Regions from separate parts of the Mus musculus genome. Here region 1 is linked to region 2. The links are chromatin loops, found by intact Hi-C in ENCODE. Cell type or tissue: heart. All regions are shown on one strand.

The links. A loop is a pair of places that touch in the nucleus more often than their neighbours do. Peaks named below come from ENCODE experiments on the same cell type or tissue, not always from the same donor. Only the 100,000 strongest peaks of a DNase experiment are listed, where the experiment ranks them.
Region 1: it touches region 2 in a loop (4-fold over the local background); 2 of 42 quality-filtered maps call a loop at or near these places.

The regions. Positions count from the first base shown.
Region 1 is chr7:74,764,258-74,769,257 of GRCm38, forward strand. It overlaps Gm30459 (a long non-coding RNA gene), which reads left to right and starts at 1,730. Exons shown (of 3, transcript XR_391623.1): 1 at 1,730-1,894; 2 at 2,148-2,796. In heart, no CTCF peak of the experiment used is centred here; a DNase peak (open chromatin) is centred at 2,514.
Region 2 is chr7:74,861,150-74,866,149 of GRCm38, forward strand. No RefSeq gene overlaps it. Among named protein-coding and RNA genes, the nearest start is that of 0610006L08Rik, 9.8 kb to the left of the region's middle. In heart, no CTCF peak of the experiment used is centred here; a DNase peak (open chromatin) is centred at 1,892.

The DNA of each region.
Region 1 (5,000 bases), 97 kb before region 2:
ACCAGGCTGGCCTCACACTCACAGATTTTCCTGCCTCTGCTTTAATGAGTGCTGGGATTAAAGGTGTGTGCCTGGCACCACCTAACATTCTTAACTACTTTGTTTTCAGCATCCAGCTCAATGCCTGGATTATCTTAGTAGTGTTATTAGACTCATCACATAAAAACAGCATAGACAAGTGCAAATGAATTCCAGATGAACAAATAAATTTGATGTAAATATATCATATCCCATGTAATATTCAGGACATACTTGTGCTAGTTGGTTTTTGTCAGCTTGTCACAAGCCTAGACTTACCTGTACACGAGCTTATCTCAAGGGTGGTAGTGCTACCCCTGACATAAGAAATCGGGCTGAGAAATCCATGAGGAGCAATCCAATAAGCAGTGTCCCTCCATGGTTTCTGCTTCAGTTCCTGCCTCCAGGTTCCTGCTTTGCATTTCTACACCAACTTCCTTTATTGATGGACTGTGACGTTGAAGTGTAAGTGAACTAAAACCACACCTCTGTGTTGTTCATGGCAATTATTAGAACATTAGAAGCCTAACTAAGACTTATTTATGGGTAAAATATTTTATTCTGATATTCAAGTTTAAGCAAATATTCTAGCAGTGGATTCTGAAGAAGAGAATATACAAACAAAGAAGCAAAGTAAGTGCCTCAAATATTGGGATTCACTTAGTTCCTACTATACCTGGTTCAAACATGGGTATGTTAGTTGGTGGTTGGTAGAGATGACTGCCTTTGCCTCAGCTGATAATTTGTGCTGAGGAAGCCAGAGAGGAAAAACTGTAAAGGCATCTTTGTAAAATTGGAAAGTTGCACAATAGTTTCAAACCAGTATTCTCTCTCTCTCTCTCTCTCTCTCTCTCTCTCTCTCTCTCTCTCTCTCTCTCTCTGTGTGTGTGTGTGTGTGTGTGTGTGTGTGTATGTGAGTTGCTGTGTATGGGTGAGTGTGTATGTGTGTGGACATATTGTGCAAGGGTGTGTGTACTACATGGTGCATATGTGAGAGTGTGTGTGCCATGTATGTGTGTGCAGTATATGTATGTGCATGTGTGTGTGTGCATTAGACATGAGCAAAGTGAAGCAGACTGAGTCAGAATCAGTCCTGAAAAGATGGCTGCTTTATGCCTAGTTAGCTGAATGACCGATCATTTCCAAAAAAGATGAGTGGATCTAAAATTGTGGTGATCTCAGTCCCAATTCTGTCCTTTTCTCAGGAAGCTTGGTTAGCTACTTCAGTGTACAAATAGGTATATACTCTTGGAGCCTATAGCAGTAGGTATCTATTTTTCTCAAAGAATTGATGGCTGCTAGTCATAGTCATACTCTCATTCAGACTGAGTGTTTCCTCCATGTTCCCTCTGGGGACTGATGGTCAAGAGACAATGACCCTGGTAAATCTTGCACACTAACAGCTGTACAGTGGCACACATGCACACCCCCACATACACATTTAAGTACACACACACACATACACACACTCACTTCCACTCACGTGCTATTGGTCTAAATGAGCTCAAGGCTGAGTTCAACATCGATGAGATCAGAAATTCATTTACAGAAGTGAAAAGGAAGGAGGTTTAAAAAAATAGTTGAATAATAGCTGAATCTGTAAGCAGACAGTAAAGACTTGGAAAGGGTGTTAGAATAGAAAGGCTGGGACAATCTCACTAAGACCTTAATTCCTCTTTTAGGAGAGAGGGGACAAAAAATGACTTCCCCATGTGGCCTGTAATGCCTGCAAACTACATGGCATGGTGCCTGAACCATGCAGATGTTCATACATGTTTGCACCGTTTGGCAGCTCTCTCTGCCTTAGCTCTGGTTTCTGCCATCACCAACGTGGACAGAACACATTGGCCATGCTAGCACTATTTGTTCAAAGAAGGTGCTGTTTTTATCTTAATTAGTTTTGTTCTACTCAACTTACAAAGTAATCTTAGCAATGTTCCTATTTCATGTTCAAGAAGACCAAGGCTGAGAATTTGGGTGATTTGCCCAGAGCTATGGGAGAAGTTAGCACTGGTGCCAGAACCCACATGGACTGGGTTGGAAGCCTGGGGCTTGCTTCCCATTGCTTCTGTGCTGTGTGACTCCAGGTTGCTTTCCTCTGAAGGTTATTCTCATCTCTCTTGCCTCAGGTGCCACAGAAGAACTCTGAGATGTTGGCTCCCTGCCACAAATGTGTAAAACTGCTGAGAAGATTCCTGAAGTGAACCCAGCCCATTCCTCTATGGGAGTTTGGTAAAGGTCTAGCAACTAAGATTACCAGAGACAAGAAAAGCATCGCCTCCACCAAACTTTGGGAAAGCAGAGCTTTGCTTGCCTCCAGCCGACCTGAGACATCTTCCTGCAGGCAAAGGAGACCAGGTTGCTCTTGCCATGTACACTAGCAGGCCATAACAGGAGGCTTGGCTGGCTCTAACAGCTGTCCTGAAGTTTCAATACATCTAGTAGCACTCTATTTATTGCGCTCCTGGCTGTGCCTGCGGCCTTGTCAGCTGCTGCTGAGTCAGAGGGTAGGTAGTTAATTAAAGTCATGGTGGCACTGTAGAAATGAAGGACTGGGAAGGTAGCCAGTCTCAGCAGCCCTTGTTACTGGTTCCACTGCCAGGTCCCAGCAAACAATGCAACCAGTCCCTGTGGAAAGGCCTGTCCCTCCTGGAGTGTTCAGCTCCAACAGTGTGGCATTGAACTTTATGAAACTGTGCTCTTGAGTGGAGGGAAAGGAACGGAAGTTCCATGGAATGAAGCAAATCACTGTGCAGAGCCTGTGGTCATGGTTTAAAGGTGAGTTGTACTATTACTGAATTGCATCAGGGACCAAACTCTGTTTCTTGACTGATGCACACAAGGAACAGTGGTACATGAAGAACCAAGGTGCCTCTAGCTGCACTTGTTAGATTGGATTTGGCCTCAAACAGTACTCATGGGCTATCCTGTAATCAGGGCTGGGGTAGTGGCCAATGCCAAGGTTGAAGGATCCTTTTAATTCATTAAGCCCCCAATATAATGTAGGGTGTGATCATTCTCAGGCAGCAGGCTGTGAGGTACCACAAGTACATGAGCAGGTGGGCTTGTATGGCCATGGGTAGAGACCCAGGCGGGGAGGAACACCAGACCACCTGGGTTGTTCTAGCAGATTGAGGTACTCAGCTTGCTATGAGATAGTAAAAGTAAGCATCCATTACTAGAACCTAACTGGTTCACACATAGTCATGTGGACCAGCAGAAGGCCAACTATTCCTGCCAGGTACAGTCCCCAAAATTCTGACCTAATGAGAGGCATGGACCCTTTGCATGTTCCCACTGGGCTGCTACCCGAGGTTTAAGTGTAACACGTAGCACTTCAAGTGACTGACATTTCATTTCATGAAAGCTAATGGATTTTCTAGAAGTTCGATGATGCACAGGGATGATGCACCTTCTGGAAATGTTCTCAGGTCTCAGTTCTTTACTGGCCCTCTTCTTTTCTGCCATTGGCTGAAAATTGTGGGGAAAGTGTCTCTGGTTCTTTGTTTCCATCCATGAAAAAAATGACCATGCTATTCCACCTCTGAATTGTGATTATGCCGATCTAATAAAATGGTCTCCAATTTCCCCCATATCCATGAGAGAATGGCTCCAGGACTCCCCACCAAATCCCTATCAAAATCCTACAGTGCTGCTTTTCCCACTCTTCACAATCCTCCTTTCAAGGTTACTTTTTCCTGTTGTGATAAAATAATCTTACAAAAACTTAAAGAAGAAAGGGTTTATTTTTGGCTCACAGTTCAAGATAGGTAGGCGTGATCACTGGGGTAAAAGCTTAAAGGGAGTGTTACAGTGCATCCTCACTCAGAAAACAAGAGCAATGCTTGCTTCTGCTCACCTCCCTTTCTCCTTTGTTATGATCCCAGATCCCATCCCCGGGAATGGTGCTACACACATGGGTCTTCCCACTTCCAATACCCTGGTGTAGATTAATCCCCTGCAGGCATACTGAAGGTGATTCAAAATTTCATCAAGTTGACCATTGTGATAAATCTTCACACTCCTTGTGTATTTTCAATCATCTCTAATGCATGTAATGCCCAATATAAGAGAGAGTTGCTATTCTGTATTATTTAGAGAATATACAAATGAAAGTTTGCCCAGATGGAAATTCTGAGAATCTTTTTCATCCACACATTGTTGGGTCCACAGCTACAGAATCCTGATGTGGTTGACCTCATTTGCTGAGCCTTGTATCCTCAGTCTTGTTATTCTCCATCCACCTATGTGCTATGTGCTCACTTTTCTGAATCTGTCCTCCCTGAATGATGTAAGTTTTCCATCTTTTCAGTGGCAAAAAAAAAAAAAAATTCTCAGCATGTCATTTAGTTAAGAAGTCAGGTGGTTAACCTAGTCCATCCATAAGTGCCTGATTAAAGCTCTCAGAAGTGAGGCTCTTTCTGTCTTTTTTGTTTTATAATGTCCACTACCCCAGGGGGAAAACGATGCACAGTATTGGGAACTTAGCTCCTTATTTATCCAGGAATGAAATGAATAGCAAATTTGGAGCTAAACCCCCAAGTAAAATGACGGCAATTGTCTCTGCACAGCCTGTGCTTAGCCTCATTGACGTTTTATATAAGTCTTAACTGATTCATCTCTTATTTAAAATCACAAATAAAGACCATGTTTACAGAGCTTAAAATCTACAGTTGCACTCAGTTATTCAGCTCAGCCAGGGTTCCCCGGGAGAAAATTAGCTGCTGCTGAAAAGAAGAGAAATAGAAGAGTGCCTGCCACTCTACACAGTCTGCAGCTTTGGGCTCAACAGGACTGATGCTTTTAATTTCTTCTTGAACTGCAATGGAAGCAAGGGCACTTAACCACCCAGTTTTCATGGTTTCAGTCTTTGAGATCTGTCAGGAGCTGAGTAACTGAGGGGTGATATTCTGACTTCAGAAATAGTTTCTATAAAGAGCAGCTCTTGAGTATCACTGGGAAGTACTTGATTCTCAGAACAT
Region 2 (5,000 bases):
GGAATTTAGGCTGTAATGCCAATTGATACAGGTTGATTTAAACCTCTAAGGTGAAGGTAATAATTCAGAAAGTTGAAAGGAATGAAGGAAACAGAGCCTTCAAACTTACTACGATTAACCTTCAGTGTATGGAGGGAAAAGAGCCTAATAAATGTGCAGCATTGCTGTGTTCCTTTGATGGTGAAAAAAAAAAAAAAAAGCAGAGCCCATCATCAGCCGAATATTGTTCAGGAGCCTGCTGAATTGGATTAATGTCTCAACAAATCAATTTTTATGAATTACATAATGATAGCCATTGTGTAATAGCCTGTGTGTTGCAAAGATTGTACATGAAGAATTTGCTGTTGTTCACTGTGTGCTCACGAAAAAGAATGGAACTAATGTTTGAAGTGCATTCTCTCTGATGAGGTGAATAAGCAAGGTGCTTTGCTGGCGTGTCCTTTCAACAGGACATGGCTATAAGTCTATGCCTCTGTAAGAGTACTGCATACAGAGAGGCACACTGTTGCACAAGAGTGGCCAGAATTACAAGGTAGCATTCTATAGTTTGTTTAGTGCCACAGACTTAAAGACCATCTCCTAACTCTTTCAAGCCTTTTCAGTGGGGGCGGGGAGGGGGCTCCTGTGCTACCAAGGTCAAGTGGTCTCCTTCATGACACTCTCAGTTGGATGGGGCAGTTCTCAGAGCACTCCTTTTTTTTAGGAATTCCTGTTTCCACGCCTCTCATTTATTAAAAATGCAGATTTGGGGGGCTGACGAGATGGCTTAGTGGTTAAGACCACTGGCTGCTCTTTCAGAGATCCTGTGCTTGATTCCCAGCAACCATAACCATTTCTCTTGGGATCTGATTCTCTCTTCTGGCATGCATGAAAAAAGAGTATTCATGTATATTAAACAAACAAACAAATAAATAAATGCAGATTATTTTAAAATGCAGATTTGTCTTTGAAAATAACATTGTGGTGATTGGTCAAGAGTTCTTGATGCAGGTGTTATTGTAGGCATCCTGGGACAGAATTGAAAGCAAAGTTTTGAAGAATTCTGGGCCTAAGGAACCAGTAAAGGGTGGTGGTTTATATTTCCAAGCTAGCTAACTTCTCCAAGTCTGCAGATCTCACTATAAAATGGGAGAGTAATAACTATGCTTCAGGTAGTAGAAATGAATGATAATGAATGTGATGTACATAGCATAATATCAGACTTAGTGCAGATGATCAATAAACAGTATTTTACTATTACTGTTTAACCTCCCTTAATTTACTCAAATCAGTGATTTATACATTACCAGATCCAGTGACTTAGCAAAGGATGGAGGGCTTCTAAGAAATGAACTAGGAAGTATTTCACCCAAGGCCTATTCACACTATCTGTTGGTTGATTTGATACAACCATTACTTCCATTCTCTGATGATTCCAAATAAGGTTAGAGATCATTTTCTTAGCTATTTTAATTGGAATCACATGGTAGAAGAAACAAGCATTTGGTTTAAGAATCTGTTTTATATCAACCACCAAAGGATGGTGAGAGGAAACAGTAGATCTTTTCAATCCTTAATTTCAATAAGCCAAACAGAAGGAGATTTCCCAGACACACTGGGCTGCTGTGTCTCTCTCAGTGCAGGATAATTTGATATAGGCTCTCCTTTTCCAATAACAGAAGTTAGGACCATGACTCAGCAGACTAGGCGGGCAACAGACTAAAAGAAGAAAGCTCTGTGTGTGCTCCTCCGGGACATCAGATTGGAGGCTCCCTGTTTTATCTGGCCTCCTCATATTACTCACTGGTGGCCCTGGGTATCCTGTTTCAGACCTGGGCTCACCTCCTGCCAGAGCTCTGACCACATCTGCCATGTGCTCTTGACAATATCAATGTCACCACAGTGGCAGATGGATAGAACATTTTGTGGAGCGTGTCTCTCTTTTCATGTTCCAAGGAGCATGTGTGCTGTGCCCCTGCCAAGAATAACCATGTACATGCAGACTGGGGGTGGGGGGTGGGGGTGACAGGAATGGAGTGTGACCTTTGTGTGGCTCTTAGATGCTAACGTAGGAGATAGGGGGTTCAACTTCTTGTGTATCCTCCATGCAAAGGCTGTGGAGATCACTTATCTCTTGCGGATTTTCTCAAATCAAGTGTTTATTTTTCCTTCTTGGAGTTAGGTTTATGGAGTGAAAGTAACTAAATAGAAACTTAAAGTCACATGAGATACTAGGGAACTCACTACCTGTGACCAAAGGAAATCTCTCTTTTCAATAAGAATTCTTCCATAAAGTACACCAAGTCCACTGTGCCCAGCACACCCAGCTGTATTTTATTTACACTGCGTCCACTCCCATGCTACAGCGAGCAATGCAGAACCAAGCAAGCAGTAGCACCCTGACAACAGTAAAGGGGTTCCATGCCCTCTCTAAACTCATTGCCCATTCAAGGTTCAAGGCATTAGCAAGGATCTTGGTGTATTCAGGTGCTATACCAAAGGACCACAGACTGGGTTGCATATATACTATAAATCTTTTATTTCTGAAATTTGTAGAGGTTATGAGGTCAAGGTGCTAGGGAGAGCTGTTTCATTGTTTTGTTTGCTTATTTTGTTCTTTTTCACAGTAATCAGCTTCTCGAAGAGTCTTCATATGGCAAAAGGGCCAAAGAGCCTCTCTCAGTAGTCTTTTAAAAATCTTTTTCATCAGTACCTGGCCTTAATGACCTAATTACCTCCCACAAACACCACTCCTTATCCAGTAGCCATATAACAAGGATGAAAGAAAGCCACACCCAGGTCCCTTATAGGAGTTTGGGAGCCATTTGGAGATAGCTTGGTCACATTTTGGTTTAGTTTAGATTCATTTACTCTTTTAAAATCTTTGCTACGTTCACATTTTGCCCTGGACATAAGTAAATTTTTGCTATTTTAGAAAAGACTTAACCCCAAATGCAGCACACAAAGGCAGGGGAGACAAAAGTACTGAGCGGTTGTTCAAACAGACAGCTTTTGAGGCAGGGAGAGCAAGGCCTGGCTTATGGTCTTTGCTGTTTCCAATGCTGTATATTCTCTGATCTTGGTTAAGTTCGCGCTACTAATCGTTTAACACCCAATGAAGGAGCTAGAGAAATTACCCAAGGAGCTAAAGGGGTCTGCAACCCTATAGGAAGAACAACAATATGAACTAACCAGTACCCCCAGAGCTCGTGTCTCTAGTTACATATGTAGCAGAGGATGGCCTAGTCAGCCATCAATGGGAGGAGAGGTCTTCTGAAGATTATATACCCCACTACAGGGGAATGCCAGGGCCAGGAAGCAGGAGTGGGTGAGTTGGGGAGAAGGGCGGGAGAGGGTATAGGGAATATTTGGAGAGGAAATTGGAATGGGGATAGCATTTGAAATGTAAATGAAGAAAATATCTAATAAAGAAAGTTCTCAAATGTTCAACAACAGGCTTCTGTTTAACTAGCAAACTTATGTTAAGTACACCTTTACCACTACATGACAAACTTTTAAAGAAAAACAGAGTATTTTACTTAAGTCTTTTATGGCAGTCTTCACACACTTTTGTTCTATTTTACAAATAAGGTATCAGGCCGGGTATAGTGGCACACATCCGTGTATCAGTCCTCAGTGGCATGCAGATCTCTGTGAGGTCCAGTCCAGCTTAGCCAAAATAGGGAGTCATGAAAGGACTCTGGCCAGCTCTAGCATGTTGACCATGGCTCTGGCAGGCCTTTTGCCTCTCCCTCATTCCCTCTGCCTTGCTAAAACCCATTAGATTACACTCCTAAAGCTTGCTACCAAGGTCTATTTCCTTATTTGGCCACTTCCTTTTCCCGAGGTTCACTACCAAGGTTCAGCTACCAAAGTGTTGATGTCTAGCAATCAAAAGCCCCCTTTGGCTGTCCTACTTAATATGCCAAATTAAAATTAAACACCTCATCCTAACAAAAATTATCCCCTTGTACTTGTATAAACTGCCATTTTCTTATGTGCCACATCTGTCTCCTCTATCCAGAGGTAGTCTTTTTCCCTCCAGGACAGAACCCCCAACCCCTTTCCTTTGTTCTCTTCCCTTCTCCCTCATGCCCTATCTGCTGTCTCTGTCTATTACTCTTTGCCCTATCTTCCTCTGCAAGCAGGTAGCCTTTGTGTTGAGAATTTGGTTAAAGGGTTTCTGAACCAATACTTTTCCTAACAAGTTGCAGGGCAGGTAGGGCTACATAGTGGTAACATAATAAAATAAATGAATATCATATTTTCTTTGTCCTAATATTTTTTCATTTATTTTGCAGCCGTATTTTTGTGTGTGTGTGTGTTTTCAGAATGTTTCAATATCCAGGGTGTGATTTTGTTTCAACACAGAATCCCACATAGCCAAGCCTAGCCTCAAATTCACTGTGTTGGTGTGGATGGCTTGTTAACTCCTTATCTTCTAGGCTCTACTTCCTAAGTGAAGGAATTGCAGTTGGGTACCTTAATGTCAGATTTTGGGAGTGCTAGAGATTGAACTCTTGGCTTTTTGCATAGCAGATAAGAATGGAGGAAGTCTGAGGCCTTCAGTTAACAGTGCAGCTACTAAGCCTTCCTCAGCTACATTTTCAGCCAAAAGACAGCTTTTTTATAAAGAAGAAATTACACATGCTTTAGAGATGAAGAGAGCAAGGTCAAAATTAAGCTGGGGAGTAAGAGCTATACTTATCTGTAGATATAAAAATAAATATTTAATTTATCTTTATAATTAATTAATTATTTCTAACCATAAATAATAATTACATTGGGTTAATAAAGTGGGCATTGTAGGTTTCCCTCAAAGATCCATGACTTCACCAGCCCCACATAGTTGGCTAAGTCTCCAGTACCAGACATGATGTTGCTCTTGTTGAATAAGCCTTAAATTCACTTAGAAATGCCTTTTCACAACAGATGACGAATACTACAGAAAGCCATAAGTGATCAAAATGCAGATAAAATGATTCTGTGTGGCCCAGCCCTAACTAAGAATGAATGATTGT